Regions from separate parts of the Mus musculus genome. Here region 2 is linked to region 1. The links are chromatin loops, found by intact Hi-C in ENCODE. Cell type or tissue: heart. All regions are shown on one strand. Links, peaks and the distances in the headings refer to the core of each region. The heading gives the core; the rest is flanking DNA. Region 1 holds the start of Abi1 (abl-interactor 1). Region 2 overlaps Acbd5 (acyl-Coenzyme A binding domain containing 5).

The links. Hi-C counts contacts between places; a loop is a spot of excess contacts. Peaks named below come from ENCODE experiments on the same cell type or tissue, not always from the same donor. Only the 100,000 strongest peaks of a DNase experiment are listed, where the experiment ranks them.
Region 2: a loop joins it to region 1, with 4 times the contacts of the local background. A loop is called at or near these places in 11 of 42 quality-filtered maps.

What each region holds. Positions count from the first base shown.
Region 1 is chr2:23,034,944-23,047,834 of GRCm38, forward strand. It overlaps Abi1 (abl-interactor 1), which reads right to left and starts at 5,298. Exons shown (of 11, transcript NM_001077190.3): 1 at 5,006-5,298. The coding sequence starts at 5,122. In heart, for the core only: a CTCF peak has its summit at 5,530 (motif pointing right); DNase peaks (open chromatin) are centred at 4,438 and 5,278; H3K4me3 peaks cover 2,573 bases; H3K27ac peaks cover 1,631 bases.
Region 2 is chr2:23,087,586-23,100,476 of GRCm38, forward strand. It overlaps Acbd5 (acyl-Coenzyme A binding domain containing 5), which reads left to right. Exons shown (of 14, transcript NM_001355637.1): 7 at 1-34; 8 at 2,006-2,203; 9 at 2,891-2,997; 10 at 6,704-6,932; 11 at 11,977-12,179. Among named protein-coding and RNA genes, the nearest start is that of Acbd5, 25 kb to the left of the region's middle. In heart, for the core only: a CTCF peak has its summit at 4,846 (motif pointing left); no DNase peak of the experiment used is centred there.

The DNA of each region.
Region 1 (12,891 bases), core at 2,128-10,127:
AGACATTCTCCAGTGCTGCCTCTCCTCATACTGGAGCATTATAGTCCATTAAAAAAAAAAAAAACCCACAGGTGAGGTGTTTCACACTACAGTCCCAACACTCGGGAGATAAAGGGAAGACATTGCCACCCATGAGTTTCAGGTCAGCCTGAGCTACACAGTGAGATTGTCTCAAAAACATAATAAATAAAACAAAAGGAATTATTTAAGCCACTTAAGAAGAATTAATGGGGATGAAGGGAGGCTGAAATATAGTTCAGCAGAGAAACTGCTGGACAGTGAAAGCCTAATAACCTGAAACCCAGAATAATCATCAGACCACAGTAAAAGGAATGGACAAACCGTCAAAGGCTGTGTGACTTCCAAATGGGCACTGTGGCATCTGCATGAATCCATCTATCCATCTCTTTCTATCTCTCCCTCCCAACACAAATACACACACCCAAGATGAACTAGTGGTAGTTTGGGGCAGGAATAGGAACAAGTAGGATAACACAGTTGTGAAGAATCACACACAGCTGCATAGCACAGAATATGGAAGATAGGGGCAGTAAAGGAATTCTAGGTCAATCTCAACTACCTACCAGTTAGAAATCAGCCTGGGCTACAATAAAAGGGAAGAAAGGGAGAGAGGGAGGAAGGAAGGGAGGGAGGGAGGGAGGGAGAGGAGAGAGAGAGAGAGAGAGAGAGAGAGAGAGAGAGAGAGAGGAAGAAGGGAGAGATAAAGTGGGGAAAAGAAGGAACTTAGTTTTACAGCTAATTCTTCTGTCATTTGTTTGAGCCAGAGTCTCATTCTAGACTAGGCTAACTTGGATCACTCTGTACCTCAACAGGCTGCCATGAACTCCTAGTGATCCTCCTACCACAGGATTACAGGCAACAGTCATCACACCAGGCCATCACATCACTTAGCGACAAAAACATTACCTTTCTTAAGATGTTCTATTTGCTTTCAGATTCTTGTTATGAACATGGATACACTTGCAATTAATTCTAAAATTTTTTATAAGTGGAGAAAAATCAACAGAGCCAAGGGTAAACTTATTTGGGTCAACAGAGTAGTACCACTAAAAAGCAACCCCAAAGTCCACTATATACGTATACTGTTAAAATTATCAAGTCAACTATTTCTTTATCAAAGTGCATTGTTATTTTCCCTATTATCCTTTCAATGATGTACTTTGAAAAGAAAATCCTACTGACTGAGCAGAAAACCCCTCCCTAAAATAGACAGACCCTCCAGCAATAACCCAGCTATACAGAAGTCTGAGAGAGAAGCCCATCTTTGTTCCTTAGTGCTGAATCCATCTACCCAACTGCTCACTATTCCTGCCCTCTGTGCTATAGATGCTGACCCTAAATTCTTAAGTTTTCACACACAATAGTTTTTAGGGAAGAGTGACAATAAAATCTGCGCAGCACATTGGGTCAGCAGTAGGTTTAATACATGATTGTCGAATCACACAGATATGGAGAACCAGTCTTAATTGAGTCTGTTTATTGAGTTTCTATTGTGCTGTAATCTTTCTACTTTGTATTTAATCCTTATATGCTGGCTGTCATAGGGAGTGCCCTCATATAAGTAAGAAAATTTAGACACAGGAAAGTTAAATAAATTTTGCTTGGCTATACATTTAGTGATTGGCAGATTCCTTAGGTGTGACAGACTCCACAAGTGGGTAGAGTAGTTTGTATATCACACAGTTTTCATGAGAATCTAGACCTCAGACTAGTTCAGGAATGTTCTTAGAGTAAGTAGACCTGTTGGACCAGTATGGGAACCTGACAGCTCCAGCAACCATTCTTTTGAAAATACATTCCAAGTTCTAAGCTGCAAACAGAAGAGCAGGTAGGTTTGTACTTTAGAGCTGGCTTTTCTCTGAGCTAAGCAGTTAAGTGTGCAGACTGCTCTTCCAAAGGACACAAATTGGATTCCCAGCCCCCATATCAGGAGGCTCATAACCAACTGTAACTCCAGCTCCAGGGAGATCTGATGCCACTGGCTTGTGTAGGCACCTGCATTCATGTGCATATGCCCAGCAGAAGCACGCATATATACATATGATTTAAAACAATAAAAATAGGGCTGGCAAGATGGCTCAGCGGTTAAGAGCACAGACTGCTCTTCCAGAGTTCCTGAGTTCAATACCCAGCAACCACATGGTGGCTCACAACCATCTGTAATGGGACCCTCTTCTGGTGTGGCTGTTTCTCCAGCCTCACCCCATAACTTTAAAACTCCATTCTTTTTAAGGAGCTGAAGAAGCTTTCAATAAGATCTGCATTTAATAACTCAGTTTAAGTACTAAACTCAGCAGGGCCCAAAGCCCAAGAACTAGCCAAAATAACTTCTCAGCAAACAGGGCTGAATTTTCCAAACATAAGAAAACAACAAAATAATTATCATGGTAAAACACACAGCAATCGTCTCACAGTAAGTATGACAATTTTTCTCCTCAGGCATGGTGATTCATGTTTAATCTCAGTAGATGAGACAGAGAAGAGAGATCTCTGTCACCCAGCCTAGTCTATGTAATAAGCTCCAGACCAGCCAAGATGGCATAATAAGACCCTGTCCCCCATCTCACCCCCCATAAAAACCCTTTCCCACCTCAGCTGGGTATGGCAGCTGCATGGCACCTGGAAGCTGACAAGAGGATAGAAAGTCAGCAGCCTGGTCTAGAATGAGATTGTGTCTGAAAACAAACGCAAACTTTACACACAAAGAAAAACAAATAGCACAACTACTTATCCTAATCAGCACTATTACCAATTAAAGTGGGTTGCTTTAAATTGTGTGTCTATCCACTTTTTAATTGTTTGTGGATGTGTCCATGCACTCCTGAGTGCAGGACCCCATACATCCAGAATAGGGTGTTAGATCCCCTGAAGCTGGAGTTAGAGGTAGTTGTAACCTGCCTCATACAAGTGCTGGGAACCAAAGATGCAACAAACCCAAGGTTTTTCATACTAAAATAAATAAAAGATGTACATTTTTTAGTATCTATAAAATACAAGATCACCTTTCTATTTCCACACTATATCCACATTTCTGTATGATTTTGAAATAGGTTTAAACTCACTCATCGTACCTATGTGTATGCATGTGTGTATGTGTGTATGTGTACTGAATGTGTGTTTGGTGCCCACAGGTGTCAGAAGAGGACACGGACCCCCTAGGATAAGGATGGCTGTGAACCACTATGAGGGCGCTGGGAACTGAACCCGAGTCCTCTGCAAAAGCACCAACTGCTCTTAACAGTGGTTAAGGCAGCCCTTCTGCTGCTTAAAATGTGTTTTTAAACAGCCATATAGTTTTCAAAACCAAGTTATACAGAAGACACAGGAAGCATTCAACAAGTTTATGAGTAGATTACCAAAGTCAAAGGCTGGAAACGAGAGTAGGAAGACAAACTCCTTGGAGTACCACTCCAGATAGAATGTTACTAATATGGAAAATGACAAATACTCAGACAAGTCTCAAGACAGCATCTCCTTCTGAAAACAAAATCTACAGGAATCTGCTAGAACAGAAATTAGCCGCTCTTGAAAATGATAATCACATGAAAGGCACTTTAAGAAATACTGCAGGTCCAAAGTACAATATTCCTTATTTTTCAAAGACTGTTCTGGTTTTGCCTTATCAACAAGAAATGAATTTCTATTCTCATTATCTGATACAAAGAATTCCACTACTGTATTTGCTTCTAGTGAAAACTGTTAATTTTTACTCAACCATAGGGACAAGTCAAACTACTACATACAATTCACTTACAATCGCTGATAAACACAAGCAAGCATGGCATAGTAAAAGTGCCAAGAATTTCCTGATAAATTAAGGAGCAATTCTATGTTATGACTTAAAGACTACATAATGTTTGCTAATCTACTTTATTCATATTCTTCTATGTATTAACTCAGTATAGAAAGAAATCTCAGAACATAAGCAACCACGATAACACTACTGCGTTCAAGGCCAACAGTCCAAGAACATTTAGAGGAAGAAAAGTATTTAACAGATTTCCCACTGAATTTCCCTATGAATCATTCGTGCTTTATAATAACGAGTATACATTATGCTAAAGCGGAAGTAAATATGAGGAGGTGGAAGAGGAAAAGCCCAACTTGAAAATCGCCAAGCACGCATTTTTCCTTCAATTAAAAGAATTTTAATATGGATTTTATCACACCCTCAGCAGTCACTCTCCGCACTCGATTAGGAGGTCTGTACAAATGTGACTCGTGACAATTTTTTTAAATAAATAAAAGGCACACCCTCTAGGATGAACTGACATAATCACCCTCACCCCACCCTCCAACGACACACACACACCCCACTTTTCCTTCCCTGCCCATTCCTCTCGCAGCTGTCCCAGTCCTAGGCTCATCACACCGGACATGGGGGCGACAGCGAAGTCTGAGCTCCAAGGAGACCAAGGGAGGCTGCGGGATTTCCAGGGGGACCTCAGCCAGGACCGACCCCAGCCAGGGAAGGCTGTGGGGGGTCTTAGGAACCAACCGCAGCCAAAAGAGGCAAAGCTGAATACAGCCCGACTAAGAAGAGCGGCCTGCAGTGAGCGGAGACCGGGAAGGAAAGACTGCCGGGAGCACGTCCCGGCCTGGGAAGGCTGCAGGAAACAGATCCCTGGCGGGGAAAGCGGCGGGGTTTAGGCGCAGACCTCAGCCAGGGCAGGTGGTGGGGAGCACAGCTGGGCCGGGCAGACGGCGAGAAGCAGAGCTCGGCCGGGGTAGGCTTTAGGGAGCAACGCCCGGGCAGGCTGTGGGGAGCACAGGCGGCCCCGGGCAGGCTGCGGGGAGCGGCATCGGGTCAGCGGCGCCCGCGGCGGCCCTGCTCCTCACCCATTTTCTCAAGGCGGCCACTTCCTGTATCGCCGCGGCGGCCGCCGCTCGGGCTGGGGCGGAGGGTGGCGGAGTAGGGCAGTCCCCACGGCGCCCAGCCTGCCTGTCGTCCCAGCCGCCCCCGCCGGCCGCTCAAGCTCCTCACCTGTATATAGTTGTTTTCACAGTAGTCCGCCACCCGGGTCAGGTTCTGGTAACTCTCTATCAGCGCCCTCTTGCCAGACGGGATCTCCTCCTCTAGTAACATCTGCAGCTCTGCCATTTTCCACCCCTCCGCATCGCTTCCTCTCGCATTAAAGAGACAGAGGAAGCTGAGTCCGCCGGGGACCCGAGCTCCGCACAGACCAGACGCCAACCACCCACCCTCCCTCCGCCGGGTATTGTGGGACTGCACCTCCTCCTCTTCCTCCTTACTCTCCCCGCCTCCTCCCCCCCACCCCCTCCACCCAGGACGCACAGCCGCCACAGGCTCACTTTCTCGCGAGAATCATTTCCCCCATGACAACGGGAGTCCCCCACCCATCCACTATAGCAATGCTTTCTGGGAATTGTAGTTTCTTCCTGGCTAGGCCGCGCATGCGTCTAAGGAACTTCCAAAAACTAGGAAGACTTTAAAAAAACCAATACAGTTTTAAATCTTGAGAGTCTTCTTAAGGCCCCAGAAGATGGCGCCACAAGTTGATCTAGACAACGAAATTTTTCCTATGAGAACATTGAAAATTGGCAGAACTTACTTAGGAAAGTCAGTAAGTCAAAGGCATCCAATCAGATAACGATTAAAAATAGAAATCTGAATCCTGACTTCCTCAATTTTGTAAGAGAGACTTTGCCTTCTTAACTTATGCCCCAATTCATTTAAAACCCTGAAAACTATCAATTCTCAGATGTACATCATGCAGTAGTGCTTGATATTGCAGAAACAAATGAAGCAAGGATAATTTGTACCCTAAAGAATTGAAAGAGGGAGCTGGCGAGATGGCTCAGTGGTTAAGAGCAGTGACTGCTCTTCCAAAGGTCCCGAGTTCAAATCCCAGCAACCACATGGTGGCTCACAACCATCCGTAACGAAATCTGATGCCACTCTTCTGGAGTGTCTGAGGACAGCTACAGTGTACTTACATATAATAAATAAATAAATCTTTAAAAAAAAAAAAAAGAATTGAAAGAAAGCCGGATGGTGGTGGCACACGCCTTTAATCCCAGCATTTGGGAGGCAGAGACAGGGGGATTTCTGAGTTCGAGGCCAGCCTGGTCTACAAAGTGAGTACCAGGACAGCCAGGGCTACACAGAGAAACCCTGTCTTGAAAAACCAGGAGGAGGAGGAGGAGGAGGAGGAGGAGGAGAAACTACAGAAGAAGAGGAAAAAATAAGAAAGAAGGAGGAGGAGGAGGAGGAGTTTTTGTCTTGCATTGTACAAAATTGTTTTGTTCTTATTTCTTATCACTTGCTCTGCAAATGTCTCAAAGGGTCTTTGACAGTATTTCAAGCTGTCATATCACCAGAACTATTAAATTATTTTGAAATAATAGGCTATGAAAAGAGTTGCCTAAATTTAAATATTATTTACAGACCTATATTTCCAGTCCTCTCTGGGACTCACTGAGAATCACAATTTTTGAAGTAACAACAGTACTCAGCAAACTTTTGGAAATTGTTGTTGAAAACAATGACAATAAATATTGACAAAGACATGGGGAATGGCAAATCTTAGACACTGGTACCAGAAATGTAAATTAGTTCAGCCACAATGGAAACCAGGGTGGAAGTTCCTCAAAAAGCTAAAAATAGAGCTAACTAACATATGATTCAGCCCCACCACTTCCTGGTATATGCCCAAAGGACTGTATGTTTACATACCACAGAGATACATGCACATCTGTGTTTATTGCTGTTCTCAACAGCCAAGATCTGGGCCCTCCACAGGTGTTCATCGAGAAGGACTGCATTCGTTACTTTTCTTTGTTTCCTTTTGTTCCTCCCAAATATTAAAACGTTACACGTGTGAGAGTATGTCTGTTTGTGGGTGTGTGCACATGAGTGTAGGTGCCTGCTGAGACTAAACACAGTACATGTCCCTAGAACTAGAGTTATAGGCACTTGTGAGGTACCCAACATGAGGACTCAGAGCTGTTCTCCAGTCCTCTGCAAAAGTAATACATGCACTTAAGCACTGAGCCATCTCTCCTGTCCCCCTTCATTTATTTATATATTATAATTTTAATTAAGATATAACTATATATAATATATAATTTTAAATTATAATAAAATCATAGCATCCCTGCTTTTCTTCCTCCAACTCTCCCTATGTAGCCCCCCATTTTCTCTTTCTCAAAATCATGACCTCTATTTCTTAAATTAGTATGTGTATGTATATGTGTATGTGTATAGCTTCCAAAACATGTAAACCTACCTGCTCAGTCTCTATAATCCATATGTATGTACATTATGTCAAGGCTGACCTTGACATTGGATATCCAGTTCGGGTGCTCTTCCTTGGGAATGACTATTTCTCTTGCTAGCTTCCGATAGCTCTTTGTCAAGGGTTGAGGGTGGATGAGATTTCCTCTTCCTGTTAATAATATCTGTTCCTGTTCTAATTCAGGTCTTGTTTAGATAGCCATGTTGATGAAACTTAGTGGGTGAGGCTTTGTTGTCATTTCTTTTTTTTTTTTAAATATTCTTTTCATTACGTATTTTCCTCAATTACATTTCCAATGCTATCCCAAAAGTCCCCCATACCCTCCCCCCACTCCCCTACCCACCCATTCCCACTTTTTGGCCCTGGCGTTCCCCTGTACTGGGGCATATAAAGTTTGCGTGTCCAATGGGCCTCTCTTTCCAGTGATGGCCGACTAGGCCATCTTTTGATACATATGCAGCTAGAGTCGAGAGCTCCGGGGTACTGGTTAGTTCATAATGTTGTTGCACCTACAGGGTTGCAGATCTCTCTAGCTCCTCCATTGGGGGCCCTGTGATCCATCCAATAGTTGACTGTGAGCATCCACTTATGTGTTTGCTAGGCCCCGGCCTAGTCTCACAAGAGACAGCTATATTAGGGTCCTTTCAGCAAACGCTTGCTAGTGTATGCAATGGTGTCATCGTTTGGAGGCTAATTATGGGATGGATCACTGGATATGGCAGTCTCTAGATGGTCCATCCTTTTGTCTCAGCTCCAAACTTTGTCTCTGTAACTCCTTCCATGGGTGATTGTTTCCAATTCTAAGAAGGGGCAAAGTGTCCACACTTTGGTTGTCATTTCTAGGAGGTGAAATCTCACAGCTAGCTTCGGGTTCCTCTGGCTCTTACAATCTGCCTCTTCTAAAGTGATCTCTCCAGCCAGGGGTGGTGGCGCATGCTTTTAATCCCAGCACTCGGGAGGCAGAGGCAGACAGATTTCTGAGTTCTAGGCCAGCCTGGTCTACACAGAGAAACCCTGTCTCGAAAACAGGGTTATATCAGTTCTGGTTTTCTGTAATGGTCTTCGTATGAGGCAAGGAGAAATTTCCTGCTTGAAGAGTGAGAACTACATTTACCTACAGGCATAGGAAACATATTTAGAGTGTAGTTATGGATTATGCTGGTTTAGTAAAGTGGTGGTTGTAGGTTTTCCTCCAAGATCCATGAGTTCATTAGCCCTGGCTAGTGGGCTGGGATTCCAGTGCCAGGCATGACTTCTCTTTTGATGAGTAAGAATATAATCTGTCTAGAAAGCTGAAGTGGTGTTTCTATGAAAGCAGCCTGGAAAAGAGGTATGTGATGTTTTGCTAGAGCCGATGCTTGAGAGAACGTGTGATGTTTAGAAAGGGTATAAATATAACCTAGCAGACAGTGGACAATGCTGTATGGTATTGGCTCACCTTGCCATCCATTGCTGGTCATCATTTGATGTGACTTCATAGGTGGTTTTTCTTCTTGCCACTTCCAAGGACTGAGGCAGGTTGGCAGAGTCTTATGATTTCTTCTGGATCGAACTGCCATCGCTGATACTCTAATGGTGTTGGGGCTGGAGAGATGGCTCAGTGGTTAAGAGCACTGACTGCTCTTCCAGAGGTCCTGAGTTCAATTTCCAGCAACCACATGGTGGCTCACAACCATCTGTAATGCGATCTGATGCCCTCTTCTGGTATGTCTGAAGATAGCTACAGTGTACATAAAATAAATAAATAAACATTAAATAAATAAATAATTCTTCACTTGATCTTAGCCAAAAGACCGAGAAGCGATAATAATTCTTAAAAAAAAAAATAAAAAGAGACTGATGTTTGTGAGTGGATCCAGTGACCTGCTGACAAAGCAGATTGGATTTGCTCCAAAGAACTGTTTCTAAACAAGAGCGCATCCTCCTTTGCCCCATGAACCTTTCCTTTCCACTACTTCTGATGGGTGGTGGGCTAGAAGGGAGGCTAAAGCATTAAAGAACCCTTATTAAAAATAGATTTTTAAAAATATATATATAAGCCTACAGAAAGCTCCTGATTACCACTAACTATTCATTCCACTACTGCATCCTTAGGGTTGTTGTACAATGTCCCTCTACAGGCATCACAGCTGGGTAGAATTATTGCTCACTTCCTTCCCTTGGAAGCGTGCGTGCATGGCACATTCTAGTATCATGAAAGCTTGTCCTCAGGAAGGAGGCTTTCAGATCACAAAGAGTTCAGATCAGCTGGGTCAGATGTCTGAAGCATATGGTGTAGTCCCGTCCCCGACACCACCCCAAGACAGGGTAGCCCCAACTGTCCTGGAACTTGCTTTATACACCAAGCAGACCTCGAACTCAGAGATCCCCCCTCCTCTCCCTTCCAAGTGATGGGATTAAAGACACCTAGGTTATCTTTAGCAATGGAGACTTATCTTCAACTTCTGGGAGGCAACCAAAGGCACAGAAATAGCCTGAAATGTTTTGGGAGACTCTTGGACAATCTTGACAAACAAAAAAGGGTTTTTATGCCTGGTGTTGGGGCATTGTTTATGACTCTTCAGGGAAAAGACATTGTCACCCTGGATGGGCAAATATCATTTAAACTATATATGTATATGCAGGCTTACATGTAATTTTAGGTATATTGGTAATAAATGATTTCTTAAGATTTTTCAGACACCTTAGTGGTTATTTTACCCTCTTTCTTCTGTATTAATTTATCCTCTCCCTAATTAAATCTCCATTCCTTCTTTCTTTAAACATTTTTATAACATTATTTATTTATTTATCTTGTGTGTATATGTGCCTGGTATGGGTGTGTAACTATGTGTATGTGTGAGAGAGCTTGCATGTGTGGAAAACGTGTAGAAGCCAGAGGACAATTTAAGGAGAAGGTGAATCTCTCTACCATGTAAATCCCAGAATCAAATCAAATTCAGGTCATGTGGCTTGAAATACAAGCACCTTTCCTTGCCGAGCTATCTCACTGACCCACATGGGTGCTTTTTCTCATCAGTGTAAACAAGCACCTGAGAAGAATTAAGTTAGGAGAGAAAAAAAATCCTTGCTGTTATTTTATGTTCAAGCTGATCGAGTCCACCCTGGTGAGAAGCAGAGTGGGAGATGTAGGAGGTAGTTGGCAACATTGTTTATGCAATTAGGGAGACAAAAGAGTTGGATGCTGGTGTTCAATTTTCTTTCTTCTTTTTATCCAGATTAGGTTCTCAGTCCAGGGAACAGTGCCTCCCACACATTAGGCATGTCTTCTGGTCTCTGCTCACCTAATCTGCAGATTGTCATAGACATGCCCAGAGGTTTGCCATTTTCCATTCTAGATCCTTTGAGGTAACAATATTAAAGTACACGGGAATGAGTAAAAAAAAAAAGTTCTGTTTAGGAACTGAGGAGATGATTTGGCCAATAAAGTGCTTGCCTGGCAAACAGGTCTCAAATCTGAGTTGGATTTGAGACCCATATTTTTTTATTAAAAAAAAATTCCAGACTTGGTGGCACACACTTATAGTCCCAGTGCTGCTGGAAAGTACTGGGGCTTGCTGGCCAGCCAACCTTGCCTAATTGGTGAGCTTTGAGTAATGAGATATCCTGTCTCAAAAAAAAAAAAAAAAAAAAAAAAGAGGCATTTGGTATCTTAAGCCTTCAGCTAATCTGACCCTGCTCACATTCCCCAGATTATATAAACCTTGTGTCACATTAAGTAAAGTTGATCTGCCTCCCCACAGCTGGTCCTGGCTTCTGATGCTTTTAAGGACCATTATCAGCCAAGAATCCCTGGGGGCAAGGAGGGACACAGGCATATTTAGCTAACAGGGCCCTAGATCTTAGTAGGCCCTGAGAACTTAACACAATTGACTCCGTGGTGGAAATACTAGTCAGGCTATGAAATTTAGCACATAGCACCACCTGCCAAAAGTAAAACAAAGACCTGATCCATCGAAGTCCATAGTCATGAGAATGACTCTAAATGTTCTCACCTTGCTTTTTGGCTTCTGTAGTCCTGCTTCTGGTTAACTCTTCTTGTTAACAGAAGTGTGTCAACCCAGGATATGGTTTTTGTGCTTAAAAGCTCACCCCAAAACAGGGTCGGGACTATACTGGGGTCACTGGTCAGCTAGTAAAGACTTTATATAGGTGTATTAGTTAGGGTTTTACTGCTGTGAATAGACGCCATGACCAAGACAACTCTCATAAGGACAACATTTAATTGGGGCTGGCTTACAGGTTCAGAGGTTCAGTTCATTGTCATCAAGGTGGGAGCATGGCAGTGTCTATGGTGCAGGAGAAGCTGAGAGTTCTACATGTTCATCTGAAGGCTGCTAGCAGGATACTGGTTTCCAGGCAGCTAGGATGAGGGTCTTAAAGCCCACACTCACAGTGCCATGCTGACTCCAATGAGGCCACACCTACTCGAACAGGATCACAACTTCTAATAAGGCCACTACCTGGGCTGAGCATAGACAAACCATTGCAATAGGCTTCATCCCTTGTCTGAGCAGTCTTCTCTGGTAACCACCTCACAACAATAAACGGCAAAAAATTTATTGAGCTAGGGGAAAAAAGGTGAATTTTTGACATTTGCAAGAAAAGTTGATGAAAAGAATGAAATAGACTGGATGAGTCAGACTCAGGAAGACACATGTCATATTTTCTCTCACATGCAGAATACACAGTTAAATTTGTGTGTGTGTGTGACACTGTAAATGGAAACACTCAGAAAAAGACCCAACCAAGCTATGCTGTGTTGAGGGTTGTAAATGAATATATGATTTATTTGAGTTTCATCATCTTGAGCTGCTAGGCATGGTGGCCCTTACCTTTAATCCTAGTGCTTAGGAAGCAGAGGCAGGCAGATCTCTGAGCAGTAGTCTTTCTAGCCTGGTCTATAGGGCCAGTTCCAAGACAGCCAGAGATACACAGAGAAACCCTGTCTTCAAAAACAAAACAAAGCAAAAATTCTTTAGCTATTTTTTTTTCTTTAGCTATTTGTAGTGCCCTTTCTTTTAAAATGGTGCTATTATTTACCTTTTATAGTTATGTCTGTTTTGCCTGCATATGTCTACTGTATGTGCGTGCGTGGCTGGTGCCAGCAAAGGACAGAGAGGGCATCCAAGCTTCTGGAGTTACAGACCGTTGTTATCCACCAAATGGATGCTGGGAATATACCCAAATCTGGGTCCACTGTCATTAGCTGCTGAGCCATTTTTCCAGCCTCTATTTTTAAAATTAATTAATTTACTTTACATTCCAACCACAGTTTCTCCTCCCTCTTCCCTTCCCAATCTTCCCACCCTCACCAGTCCTCCCCCCTTTCTTTTCAGGAAGGGGCAGGCCTCCCATGGATATCAACCAGCCTTGGCATATTAAGTTCAGTAAGACTAGGCGCATCTTCTCCTATTGAGGCTAGATGAGGCAGTCCAGTTATGGGAAAGGGTCCCCAGACAGGCAACAGTGTTAGAGACAGTTCCAGACCCCTCCAGCTCCTATTTTTAGTTACCCTTAATATCCATTTATTTCTCATTCCTATATCTGACCTAATGCCCTTTTGAGTTTCAGATAAAACTTTTGAAATGGCTTTTAGGCTTTTAGATTC
Region 2 (12,891 bases), core at 1,662-9,661, 52 kb after region 1:
GAGTTAAAAGGAGCAGAACAGAGCGGCAGTGATGGTAGGTGTTGGGTACCTGGTTAATACAGCTAATAATAATTTTGTACTTGATAAAAGGACAAGAGAAAATTTGTGCTGATTTTTGAAAAAAATTGTATATGATTAATGCATGTGGCAGCATTTGGGGTATTGACTGTACTATCAAGGTCTTCAGTGGATCAAAATGTTCTGCTAAGTGGATGCTGAAGTCATCGATTGGATGGAACACAGGGCCCCTAATGAAGGAGCTAGAGAAAGTAACCAAGGAGCTAAAGGGTTCTGCAACCCTATAGGAGTATCAACAATATGAACTAACCAGTACCCCACAGAACTGTGTCTCTAGTTGCATATGTAGTAGAGGATGGCCTAGTTGGCCATCAGTGGGAGGAGAGGTCGTTGGTCTTTCAAAGATCATATGCCCCAGTACAGGGGAATGCCAGGGCTAGGAAGCAGGAGTGGGTGGGTTGGGGAGCAGGGCTGGGGGAGGGTATAGGGGACTTTTGGGATAGTATTTGAAATGTAAATGAAGAAAATATCTAATTAAAAAAAAGGAAAATAAATTAAAAAAAAAGTTCTGCTATGGACTATCTAGGTAGCCAGCCTTAATGAATCATCAATCAAATAGGAGTTAGCTTAGGGTGGACAAGAGTAACCTACTTTTCCAAATGTTCTGCATACAATGACATATAATTAAGAAAAGGGTATTTACTTTTATTATGTGTAGGCGTGTTTTGTCTGCATGTGTGTCTGTGTACTATGTGTGTGCAGTACCCTCAGAGGCCAGAAAAGGGAATTTGGGACTAGAATTGCAGATGGTTGTGAGATGCCATGTGGGTGTAGGGAATAGAACCCAGTCCCTCTGGAAGAGCAACCAGTGTTCTCAACCGCTGAGCCGTCTCTCTATTCCAGTACTTATAATTTTAATTTATCCGAAACACTGCCTCAGTGTTTTGAGTTGATTTTATTCTAATTCTAACTACCCAAATACTCAGCAATCTCTGGAGACAACTTCTTTCTTTCCTTCCTCTTCTCTCCTCTTTCTCTTCCTGTTTTCACTGTCTTATTGCCATGAGAATTTTTGACATCTACATAATGCGTCAACACTTAAATTCTGTTTTTTTTTTTTATTTGAATAGAATCACATCTTTCTCTTTTCCTCTTTTTTCCCCTCCCATTTCTTTTCTGTTTTCCAGCAAAGGCTACACATCTTTTCATTTAAAGGTACTCAGCACGGCTGCTCAGACTGTATTAGTGCCAGAAGCCCAAAGTGAAAATAGAGCATTTAAGGACACATAGTGAAACCATTTCTCAGAAAAACCAAAACTGGGTTTTTTTCACGGTGGTGGACACCTTTAATTTCAGTGATTGGGAGGCAGTCTCTGTGAGTAGTGCTGTAATACCTACAGAAACCAAACGAAAGAGCAAGATAATGGTTTTTTTTTCCATATGGAGATTTATTTTGTTTTCGTGTGCGTCTATGTGAGCGTATTGTTGCCTACAGAGCTAGCAGAAAGTATTGGATCCTCTGTAGCAGGAGCTCTAGGCAATTGTGAGTCTGACGTGGGTGCTGGGCAATCTCTGTTGCCCAAGATGATGAAGATGAGGAGGAGGAAGCAGAGGAAGAGGAGGGGGAATAGGAGAAGGAGGAAGAAGAGGGGAGGAAGAGGAGGAGGAATAGTGGTGGGGAATGGGAGCATTTTGAAAAGTTAATGTGAATTTTGGGTGAGCTTTGGTATGTAGTAGTTCCTTTTGCAAGGAGCCACTCATTTCTCCTATCTAGATGGGAAGCCATTCAGAGGATTTTGGTAGTTTGGGAATTGACTAGTGATTCTAGGGAAAAAAATGTTTTTTTTCTTTCTATGTAGACTAGGCTGGCCTTGAACTCAGAATCCATCTACTTCTGCCTCTTGAGTGCTGGGATTAAAAGCTAAGTCATTATGCCTGGCTACAGGGTACTTTTGTACATCTCCTTTCTTTTTTTTTCCCATACAAGATAAGAAAACGCTGAAGAAATCAGCAGATAAGAATTTGGAAATCATTGTTACCAATGGCTATAAAGGTAGCTTTGTTCAGGATATACAGAGTGACATTCATACTGATTCTTCCCGGAGCACCAGAAGCAGTGAAGATGAAAAGCCTGGAGATGAGAGCTCTCAGCAGACAGGACACACCATTGTCTGTGCTCACCAAGGTATTGTCCTCACGTGATCCTCTCCAATCATTTTCCAACAGTTAAAACACTCTTACTAGTTCTAGGATGGTTAGAAATCAGTTAGGACTTAAATTTTCATGTTTAGTAATATCTTCTTAGGGTTTGTTAATACTGTAAGGGTTGGTTGCTTTGAAGCACAGTGAATTAGAGTCAGGGCATTTTCTTACATTTGTTTCTTTTTCATTTTGTTCATCATGTGTGCTGTGTGTACCATGGTAAGTCTGTGGAGGGTCTGTGAGGTCAGGAAGGACAACTTGAGTTTCTACCATGTGAGTTCTGGGGACTGAATTTAGGTTGGCCGCCAGCTCCCCTAGTCTTTGAGCCATGGTATATTTTGCTAGGATCACGCTTTGTAGACCTGGTGGCCTAGAACTGCTGATCATTCTCCTGCCTTAACTGCCTGAGTCTAGCTGAAGTTTGTTCAGTTAAGTAGATAAAGTTTTGGAAGCTTATTTAAAAACCATGACTTGGAATCAGGAAGAGTGGACTATGTGTAACTTCAGCACTTCAGAAGCTGAGGCAGGAACCTTGGAGGTTTGAGACCATCCTGGTAGACCGATTTCTCTCCCAGAATGAGTATAATGCCGAATTGTTAAAAATGAATGAAAATATATTTTTCTTGTCTTAGAGTATAGTTACACTGTCTGGACATTTGTTTGTATTTAGATAGAAATGAAGATCCCAGTGAAGATGCTTCAGGAATACACCATTTAACAAGTGATTCAGATAGTGAAGTGTACTGTGACTCTATGGAGCAATTTGGACAAGAAGAGGTAAAGATGACATTTTCCTATTGGCAGATCTTTTGAGTGGTGTTTCCAGTGCACAGAATATAGTATGACATTCCTGAATGGAAATGCCATAATAAAACCCATCACTTTGTGTGTTAACAAGAACTAGCAAAAAGCCATCTAATGCATAACTTCAGTTAGTAGCTAAGAAGCCTCTTCATTGCTTTGGAGACATGCCTATTGTAGGGCAAAGTGTTTGCTTTGCAAGCCTGTAGACTTTAGATTCTCAGAACTTGCACAAAGCTGGAGGATGTTTGTAATCTTAGTACTCCAAAAGTGAGATGGGATGTAGAAGGTCATAAGCCAACTAAACTGCTGTATGTCCTGATGAAGAACAAAAGACCCTGTTTACTGGAAAGCAAAGGTAGACATTTGAGTTTGTGGTTCTTTAACTACCACATGTGGGCTGTGGCTCTCTGCTAAAATAACAGCCATGAACACATTGGAGTACCTACTACATATCACACATGCATAAACTTTCTCTCTCTCTCTCTCTCTCTCTCTCTCTCTCTCTCTCTCTCACATACACACACACACAGACATGACTAAACCTTGAAAATGCTTAAACATTTATAGTTTTATGTGTGTGTGAGTATGTGTAAATTAAAGTTTATAATAAAGGTGAGAGATGGCTCAGTGTGTAAGAGAACTTACTGCACAAATATGTGAGCACCTAGGTTTGAATTCTCAGCATCCATATCAAAACCATGTGTAGAGGCCAGCATGGTGGTGCACAACTTTAATCCCAGAACTCAAGAAGCAGTGACAGGCAGATTTCTGTGAGCTTAGTCTCTCAGGGCTATATTGTAAAACTGTCTCAAAGGAAAAGAAAGCCATTAGTGGCTATGTGTGCCTGACCCTCTTCAATACCATGGGGAGCAGAGAGAGGATGGCCACTGGGGTTTTTTGCTGTCAGGTCTAGGTTCAGTGAGAAATCCTATAGGCGATCAGATACTGTCTGCATGTGTACCATGGGGGTACATGCCTGCACTGATACATGGGCATATCTCACACACACACACACACACACACACACACACACACACACACACACACACATAATATACCACATCATTTTATTTGAATACTACAATAGTAGAATTAGAATACAATTATATTAGAACACTACATTAGAATTAGCATGCTAATATAATAGTAGAATAATATAATAATATAGAATTCCATGATAATTTACCTTATGTGCATTTTATAAATATTCTGTAGCAGGGAGAATGGAGGTGTAAACTGTGTAACCATGAGCTTTTCTACCTGGCCTCTTTGTTCTCAGAACAATGACTCTGAAACTTAATTATTTATGAATAAATGCCTAGGCCAAAAGCTATGACTCATTCCCTGACTAGCTCATAACTTTTATAACAAAAATATTATATAACAAATGGGTTCATTTATTTATTCTAGTCTGTGTCTCCCACCTGGCTAATTACCTCTCCTCATTTTCATTCGTCCATCTCTTCTGAGTCTGGACAAAGTCTCTCACCTCTCTAACTTCCAGAGTTCCAATCTCTCTCTACCACAATTCCCACCTTCTATTTCCTGCCTTAGCTAATAGACCATCAGCTTTTTATTGACAGGTGATACTTCTCTGTACAAAACTGTTTATGCTACTGTCCCTGCTAAAACATTGATTAGTGAAGAAAATTGAATGATCTTCAGATGTAAATTCTTCATACTGACTATATTCCAGTCAGTTAAAATTTTTAGTTCTAGGGCTGGGGAGCTTGTTTAGCAGTTAAGACCCAATTTCGAGTGTTAGCATCCATGTCAAGACAGGTCACAGTTGCCTATGAACCCAGCTGCGGGGGATCTGGTGCCCTCTTCTGGGCTTTAAGGGTATTACTCTTATTTGCAAACACCATACAAAGTCACATACAAAATGTTTACATGTGCGCACGTATACACACACACACACACACACACACACACACAACTACAAGTAAAATGAAAACTTTAAAACCAAAAACTACTTTCGTAAAAATAATATTCAGATTGTCTGTGGTTGGATGTGGTGGCCTATACCTTTAATTCTAGCAGTTGGGAGGCAGAGGCAGTCATATCCCCAAGTTTGAGGTCAGCCTAGTTTACATAGAAAGGTCTAGGCCAGCCAAGGCTACATAGTAAGACTCCCAAAAACAAAATAAAAAACAAAATAAAAAACAACAAAAAACCCATGAAAATTAGTTATTAGTACCCCCCCACCCCCTTCAAGATAAAGCTATACTATGTAGCTTTGGCTGGCTCAGAACTCCATATGCACTCATGTCTGGTGTTGATAGAGATTGACCTGTGATGGCACCTGCCTGTGCCTCCCTCATTCCTCCCTTGTGCAGCATGGCATATACTTTTATGTTTTCACTTTTTTCTTCATCTTTCTTAATCCTTAGGAGTCCAGTCTTGGTTCCTGCTTATTTGGTTTCAGCCATGATATGGCTGATAACTGTCAACAAAACACAGCGTGTTCTCTCTTCTGAACTCACTCTGCCTAGTGTGCTGGCACTAGTTTTATGTCAACTTGGCAGAAGCTGGAGTAACTTTGGGAAGGGGACTCTCAATTGAGAAAATGTTCCCACCAAAATATCCTTGTGGGGTCTTGATTGTGATTGATGTACATGGGCCCAGATTACTGTGGACAGACACAGCACCATTGGGCCTATGCTCCTGGATGGTGGAAGAAAGCAAACTGAGTGAGCCGTGAAGAGCAAGGCAGTAAACACCACTCTTTCATGGGTTCCTGCCTTGCCCTTCTTGCCTCAGTGATGACGTACAAGCTGTATGGTAAAATGAACTCTTTCTTCCCTACTTGCTTTTGGTCATGGTGTATTTAGCACATAACAGAAACTCTGAGACACCTATGGCTTCAGTTTTCACTTGCTTGTCTCTGAACCGTTTTCTTTTTCTGTTCTCCTACAGTCTCATCTTCTGTATTTATTGTAGTATGTCACCAAACTGTCTAGTCTGCAGAGCTCTTCTCTTGCTTTCCGCGCAATTGTTTTTAAGACCAATATGATTCTTTTGGAAGCTTTCAAACCATCTTCCATCCACCTACATTGCTGGCGTCTGTCACCGTGAAGCCGTTGGTCTGGCTCATGCTCACTTGTGCTTTTTGCTTTTGCATCAGTGGCTGGCTGTAGTTCTGGCTGGTCTGGAGCTTACCATGTAGACCCGGCTGTCCTCTAACCAACAAAGATCTGTCTGCTTCCACTTCTGAGCGCTGGGATTTAAAGGCCTGCGCCACCACACCTGACTTTACTCATTTGTTCTCACTTGAAGCCTTTCCTGACCAAAGTCGCTACTCAGCGCTAGTAAGGGTTAGGTGCCAATTTGATTGGCCTCTGAAGTCTGTGCTGCATGTTGTTTCTCATGAATCTCAGCAGACAATGGAGTAATAATCTCTTCTGACTCCTTATTAAGTTGGTAAGCAAGGATCCTGTTTCCTTGAAAAGGAAATTCCTATCTCTATTATTTCCTGTCTGTGGGAAGCCACATATAAATTGCAGAATTTTTTAAACAAAGAAATATTTTCAGCAGGAACATGAAAGGATCCTTTTAGAAAAACAGTACTTATATTACTATGAAAACTTTGGTCTATCATTTATATTTTTAAGTCTTAACTGTCATGTTAAATGTGTAGTCTTTAGCCAGCTTTATGTCAAACAATGGACACTTTCAGTATTATTTAGGTGGTGATCCTACTCAGCACTTGGAAAGTTCTGGTTTTTGTGAAGATGCTCAGCAATCTCCTGGAAATGGCAGCATTGGGAAAATGTGGATGGTAGCAGTCAAAGGAAAAGGCGAAGTGAAACACGGAGGAGAAGATGGCAGAAGTAGCAGTGGAGCACCGCACCGTGAGACGAGAGGTGGAGAGAGCGAGGACTTCTCCAGTGTCAGGAGAGGGAGAGGTGTGTGCTCCGCCTTCACTGATCCCTGACAGTCTCATTGTCTGGGCCTAGACATGGCCTGGGACTTGTGATCCTTTTGCGTCTGGCTGGCACCTATTGGTGTGACAGTGCCCAGCTTTACTTTTTACATCTTTTGTATACTGTTTTCTAAAAGAACATTTTGTGTGTGTGTGTGTCTGTGTATGTGAGAGAGAGAGAGACAGAGAGAATGTGTGTGTCTGTCTGTCTGTTTGTGTGTATACACTCTACATGCAATGGCATGCATTTGGAACTCAGAGGACAACTTGTCAGTCTTTTCCATCATGTGGCTCCCGTGAATCAAAGACAGGTCTATGAGCTTAGGCAACAAGTGTCCTTGTGTGTTGAGCTGCTCTGGTGGCCTGTTCTAAGTGTCCTTGTGTGCTGAGCCGCTCTGGCGGCCTGTTCTGGAGAGTTTGTAAGGATTTGCCTTTCCTTCGGAGCAGTCACTGGCTGCTCTAACTTTTGCTGCTACTTTTGTTCCCTGTGCAAAAGTCAGTCTGAATCTTTCATCTTTCCTTACAAGTCAGCTAGTAAGCATGAAGGAACACTGAAACTGAAACATTGACAAGAACAATGTGGGCTGGCAAGACAGTCAGAGGCTAAGTATGCTTGCTCCTAACTTGAAGACTTAGGTTTGATCCCTGGACTGAAGGGAATATATCTGACTTCCATTAAGTTGTCCTCTGACCTCTAATGCATGCCTTGGCATGAGCATTCCCTCTGACACATCTGACACTAAATAAATAAATGTGAAAGAATTAAAAAAGAATAGTGATGTGATCAGGGAGTAGACTAGATATGAATGAGAAAAAAAGTAAATGTATTTGTTGTAGTTATTTCTGGTAAGAAATGAAGATACTGTTGAAAGAGGAGAGAGGAGAGATGGCTCAGTGGTAAAGAGCACTGACTGTTCAGAGGTTACGAGTTCAAATCCCAGTAACCACAGGGTGGCTCACAACCATCTGTAATGAGATCTGATGCCCTCTTCTGAGGTGTCTGAAAATAGCTACAGTGTACACATATATAATAAATAAATAATTTATTAGAAAAAGATGAGAGAGAGAGAGAGAACATAAATATATAGAATTTAGAATTGTAGTGTAGAATAAGAGGTATAACCCAGTCATAGCTTGAGTTCAGTCCCTGCCATTGATAGAGAAAAAGAAAGGGAAAAAGTAGGATTGAGAAATAAGCATTTGAACAAAGTATGGATACTTCTCAAATTTCAATAGGGTTAAGGCCCAATACGTCCTTTATAACTTGTATTATAAGTTAATATTCATATAGCCTAACTGTCTTCACTATACTCAGAACACTTGTCAGCCTGCTCTTGGGCAAAGTCATCTAACACAAAGCTTGTTTAAAAATAAACTGTACTTAAGGGGCTGAGAGATGGCTTGGAGATGAAGAGTATTTGTTGCTCTTGCAAAGGACCTAGGTTCAGTTCCCAACACCTATATCAGGGCTCAGAACTGCGTGTAATTCCTGTTCTGGAAATTGAGCACCCTTTTCTGGCTCTGTAGACACCTGCACAGACATAAACATATTCTCTCTCTCTCTCCTGCACAGACATAAACATATTCTCTCTCTCTCTCACACACACACACACACACACACATACACACATACACACACACAGAGAGAGAGAGAGAGAGAGAGAGAGAGAGAGAGAGAGAGAGAGAGAGAGAGAGAGGAGAGGGGCAGACAGACAGACAGACAGACAGATCTTAAAACATACCATACTCCAGGTGAAGACTACATTACTGTATTGGTATTCTTTTGTACTGCTGCAGTGCTGAAGAACTATATGTAGAGTCTGTGTATTTGGGAGAAGCTTTTGTACACAAATACATAGAAGTAGAGACGATATCAGGGATTGCATTCTATACTCAGTTTACTGACTTTATATAGGCCTAGCCCTTTACTTGCATTATATATAGAACTGTATCCAGAGCTTAAATTAACTGGGGTGTGCTTTCACACTTATTTCCTGCTTATACCTTTGAACCAAGAGTGTGTGGGAAAGGCAAGAAGGAAATACCCTTAGCTTCTGTTATGAGGAAAGATCAGTAACACTCCATTTCTATAAGAGTATACAATAGCTGGGTGTGGTGGAGCATGCCTTTAACCCCAGCACTTGGGAGGCAGAGGCAGGTGGATTTCTGAGTTCAAGGCCAGCCTGGTCTACAAAGTGAGTTCCAGGACAGTCAGGGCTATACAGAGAAACCCTGTCTTGAAAAACCAAAAAAAAAAAAAAAAAAAAAGAGTATACAGTATGCTTGTTTCTTACATGTGAGGACTCAAATCTCAGCAACACACTACACACGTGGACACATGTGCACAGAGAGAGAGAGAGAGAGAAGGAAGGAGAGGAGAGAGAAAACACATGAAGGACAAGAGGGGAACAACATAAACCTCTCATTAGCTTTCTGAAAAATAAGTTGGCAATACTAAAAACCTTGACAAATTTGAAATATTTTGATTCAATAGCATCATATTACAATCTGTAAATCTGTACTAAAGGCATTTGATGGTTAATAATTGGTTGCCAACCTGATAGGATTTAGGGTCACCTAGGAGTCAAGCCACTGGGCAGGCTTAAGAGAAATGTCTAGTAGATTAATTGATCTAGGACTTTGAATAAAAAAAGAGGAACTGAAATAAGCACTGGTATTCATTGAACTCTGCTTTCTAACTTCACACCCACTGTGATGTGTAGCCCCATGCTCCTGCTGCTATGTTAGCCCTGTGATGGACTTCCTCTTGACTGGAGGCCCAGATAAAACCTACCTTCTTCCTTCAGTCTGTCCCTCCCTCCCTCCCTTTCTCTTTTCTTTCTTTCCTTCCTTTCCTTTTCCTTCCTTTCCTTTTCCTTCCTTCCTTCCTTCCTTCCTTCCTTCCTTCCTTCCTTCCTTCCTTCCTTCCTTCCTTTCTTTTTTTTGAGATAGGCGCTTTCTTGACTGTCCTGGAACTTATTCTGTAGATGAAGCCCGCCTCAAACTCATAAAGATCTGCTTGCCTCTGCCTCCCAAGTGCTGGGATTAAAGGTGCATGCCATTACTGCTTTGCTAAAGCTTTCCTTTCTTAAGTTGCTTTGACTAGGTAATTTGTTCAGCAACCAGGAAAGTAACTAACATAGGAGTCAACAAAAATTTAGAGGTAGATTAATATACAAAGACATTTATTGCAACATTATTTGTATTAACAAAAATTTGGTTTGAAGCCTGAGAGATGGTAAAATTTCTTGCTACATACACCTGATGGTTCAGTCCCTGGATCCCACAGTGGAGCAAAAGAGTGATTTTTGATAGTTGTCCTAGGACTTTCATATGTGCCATGGCACACAGACATCATACACATAATTTTAAAATAATTGTAGGCTTTTTTTTTTTTTTTTTGAGATGAGGTCTCCCTATATAGCCCTGGCTATCCTTGATCTCTACATAGACTAGACTGGCCTTGAACTCATAGAGATCTGCCTGTCTTTGACTCCCAAATGCTGGGATTAAAGGAGTACAATACCACACCCAGTCTTTTTTTTTTTTTTTTTTTGAGATTTATTTATTTGCTGGACAGTGCACGCCTTTAGTACTTGGGAGGCAGAGGCAGGTGGATTTCTGAGTTCGAGGCCAGCCTGGTCTACAGAGTGAGTTTCAGGATAGCCAGGGCTAGACAGAGAAACCCCGTCTCAAAAAACAAACAAACAAACAAACAAACAAACAAACAAAAAACCCAGATTTATTTATTTTGAGTGCTCTATCTGCATGTACACCTGCATGCCAGAAGAGGGCATCAGATCCTATTGGAGATGGTTGTGAGCTACCATGTGGTTGCTAGAAACTGAACTCAGGTCCCCTGGAAGGACAGACACTGCTGAGCCATCTCTCCAGCCCCCACACCTAGTCTTAAAATAATTGTTTTCTGTTTTTTTTTTGTTTGTTTGTTTGTTTGTTTTTTTTCTGACAGAATCTCATGTATGCTAGGCTAGCCTTGACCTCTTTATGTAGCCCAGGACTACCTTGCACCTCTCCTTTTCCTGCATCTACCTCCCAAGCATGTGCCACTCACTGTACCTGGTTGTGTATTAGCAGAATTTTATAATTTCTGGTCCGGTGTGCAGAATGGTTGAATCAATTATTTCATTTTTATATTAAGGAATTTATGAAATTATATAAGTGTTTTTGGAGTAAGAGTCAGTGGTGGAGAGAAATGCTTGTAATATGATTTAAATAGTAAATAATCATGAAGGATAAGGCCAAGTTTTAAATCAGTGCATATAAAAAAATAAGTGGTAATATAGGAAAATCTTAGTAGCTAGATATTTTAATATGTATAAGGAGTATGCATCTTATAATTTGAAATCCCATTTATGTGTTAGCAATATATTGAAACCAAGAAGGAAAGTTTTGTTATTTAACTTTTAATACTTTAAAAGAACAATTAAGGTTTTTTTTTTTTTTTTTTTTTTTTTAGTTTAAATCAGTTTTATTTGCAGTAATGAGCATTTAAATTTGGAAAAAAGGATTTATTTTGTGTATGAATATTTGCCTGTATGTATAGTGCACCATGTGCATGGCTGTTGCCCACAGAGTTTAGAAGAGAGTGTTAGGTTCCTTGGAACTGGAATTACAAATGGTTTTATGCTACCATGCAGGTGCTGGGAACTAAACCCAGGTCCTCTGCAAGAGCTACAAGTGCTCTAAACTGCTGAGCTGTCTCTCCAGCCACAGTAAAGAGTTGTTGTTGTTTAACATGTACTCTGAACATGTATTATCCTTCTGAATTGTATAAACATGGTCATATATTAGTAAATTATGTATAGTATTCCTCTAATAGAGAATAGACGTTTATATATTGATATTTTTAATGCTAGTGGTTTATTTTATGTACTTCTTCATTGCTTTTATTTTACTTTGTACATTTATTTACATATAAAGGAATTAACAAGGAAAGTGAATAATAGACTATTTCAATTTGAAAAAGAAACCTTTATTTTTAGCTAATTTACTTTACTCTCTTAAAGTAGGGAATAGAATACCACATTTGAGCGAAGGACCCAAGGGTCGGCAAGTAGGAAGTGGAGGTGATGGAGAACGCTGGGGCTCAGACCGGGGGTCCAGAGGCAGCCTCAATGAGCAGATCGCTCTTGTGCTCATTAGATTGCAGGAGGACATGCAGAATGTCCTTCAGAGACTTCATAAACTGGAAACACTAACTGCTTCGCAGGTAAGTTAACTGAATTTATCTCATTGTTATCTTATGTTTTTTGATTCTATAAAACAGTTTAAAATCTGTCTCCATGAGATTTGCATAAATATATCTTTATATTCAGATTTGCATAAATACACATTTTCACAAGTAAAAATTTTTGTTAACAATAAAATCACCTAGTTTTGAACATATTGTTTAAGAAGAGACTGGCTTAAAAGATGGGTGCCTTTTCCATTAATAGAAAAATTTTTAGAGTGTAAGGTTGAGCATTGCAGAGGGCTAGAGAGTATAGTTAAATGGCCTAGCTTTCACAAGTCCCTGGGTTCAGTCTGTAGCACAAAAGAGAATAAAAAGTCAGCACATTGGAGTTACAGATTGGATACTTGGTATTAGAAGAAAAAAGTTTACTAAACACTTAAGCATAAAGAAGTATTAACATATTCTTTTCTAATACATAATAGTTATCATTAAAGAGTCATTTTTAGCCATGCATGGGAGGCAGCCTGGTTTTCATAGACAGCTCCTGGACAGCCAGGGCTATGTAGAGAGAGACTGTCTCAGAAAAAAAAAGTAATTTTTATATAGTAATCATTTTATATTTGTATTGTGCTGGCTAGAGACAAGATATTAAATTGCTAATTATTTAGGGTAATTTAGTTTTCATATAAAAATATTTAAAACTAGACACCAGAGACCAATTTAGAGTGATAGTTTGATCTTTACTATC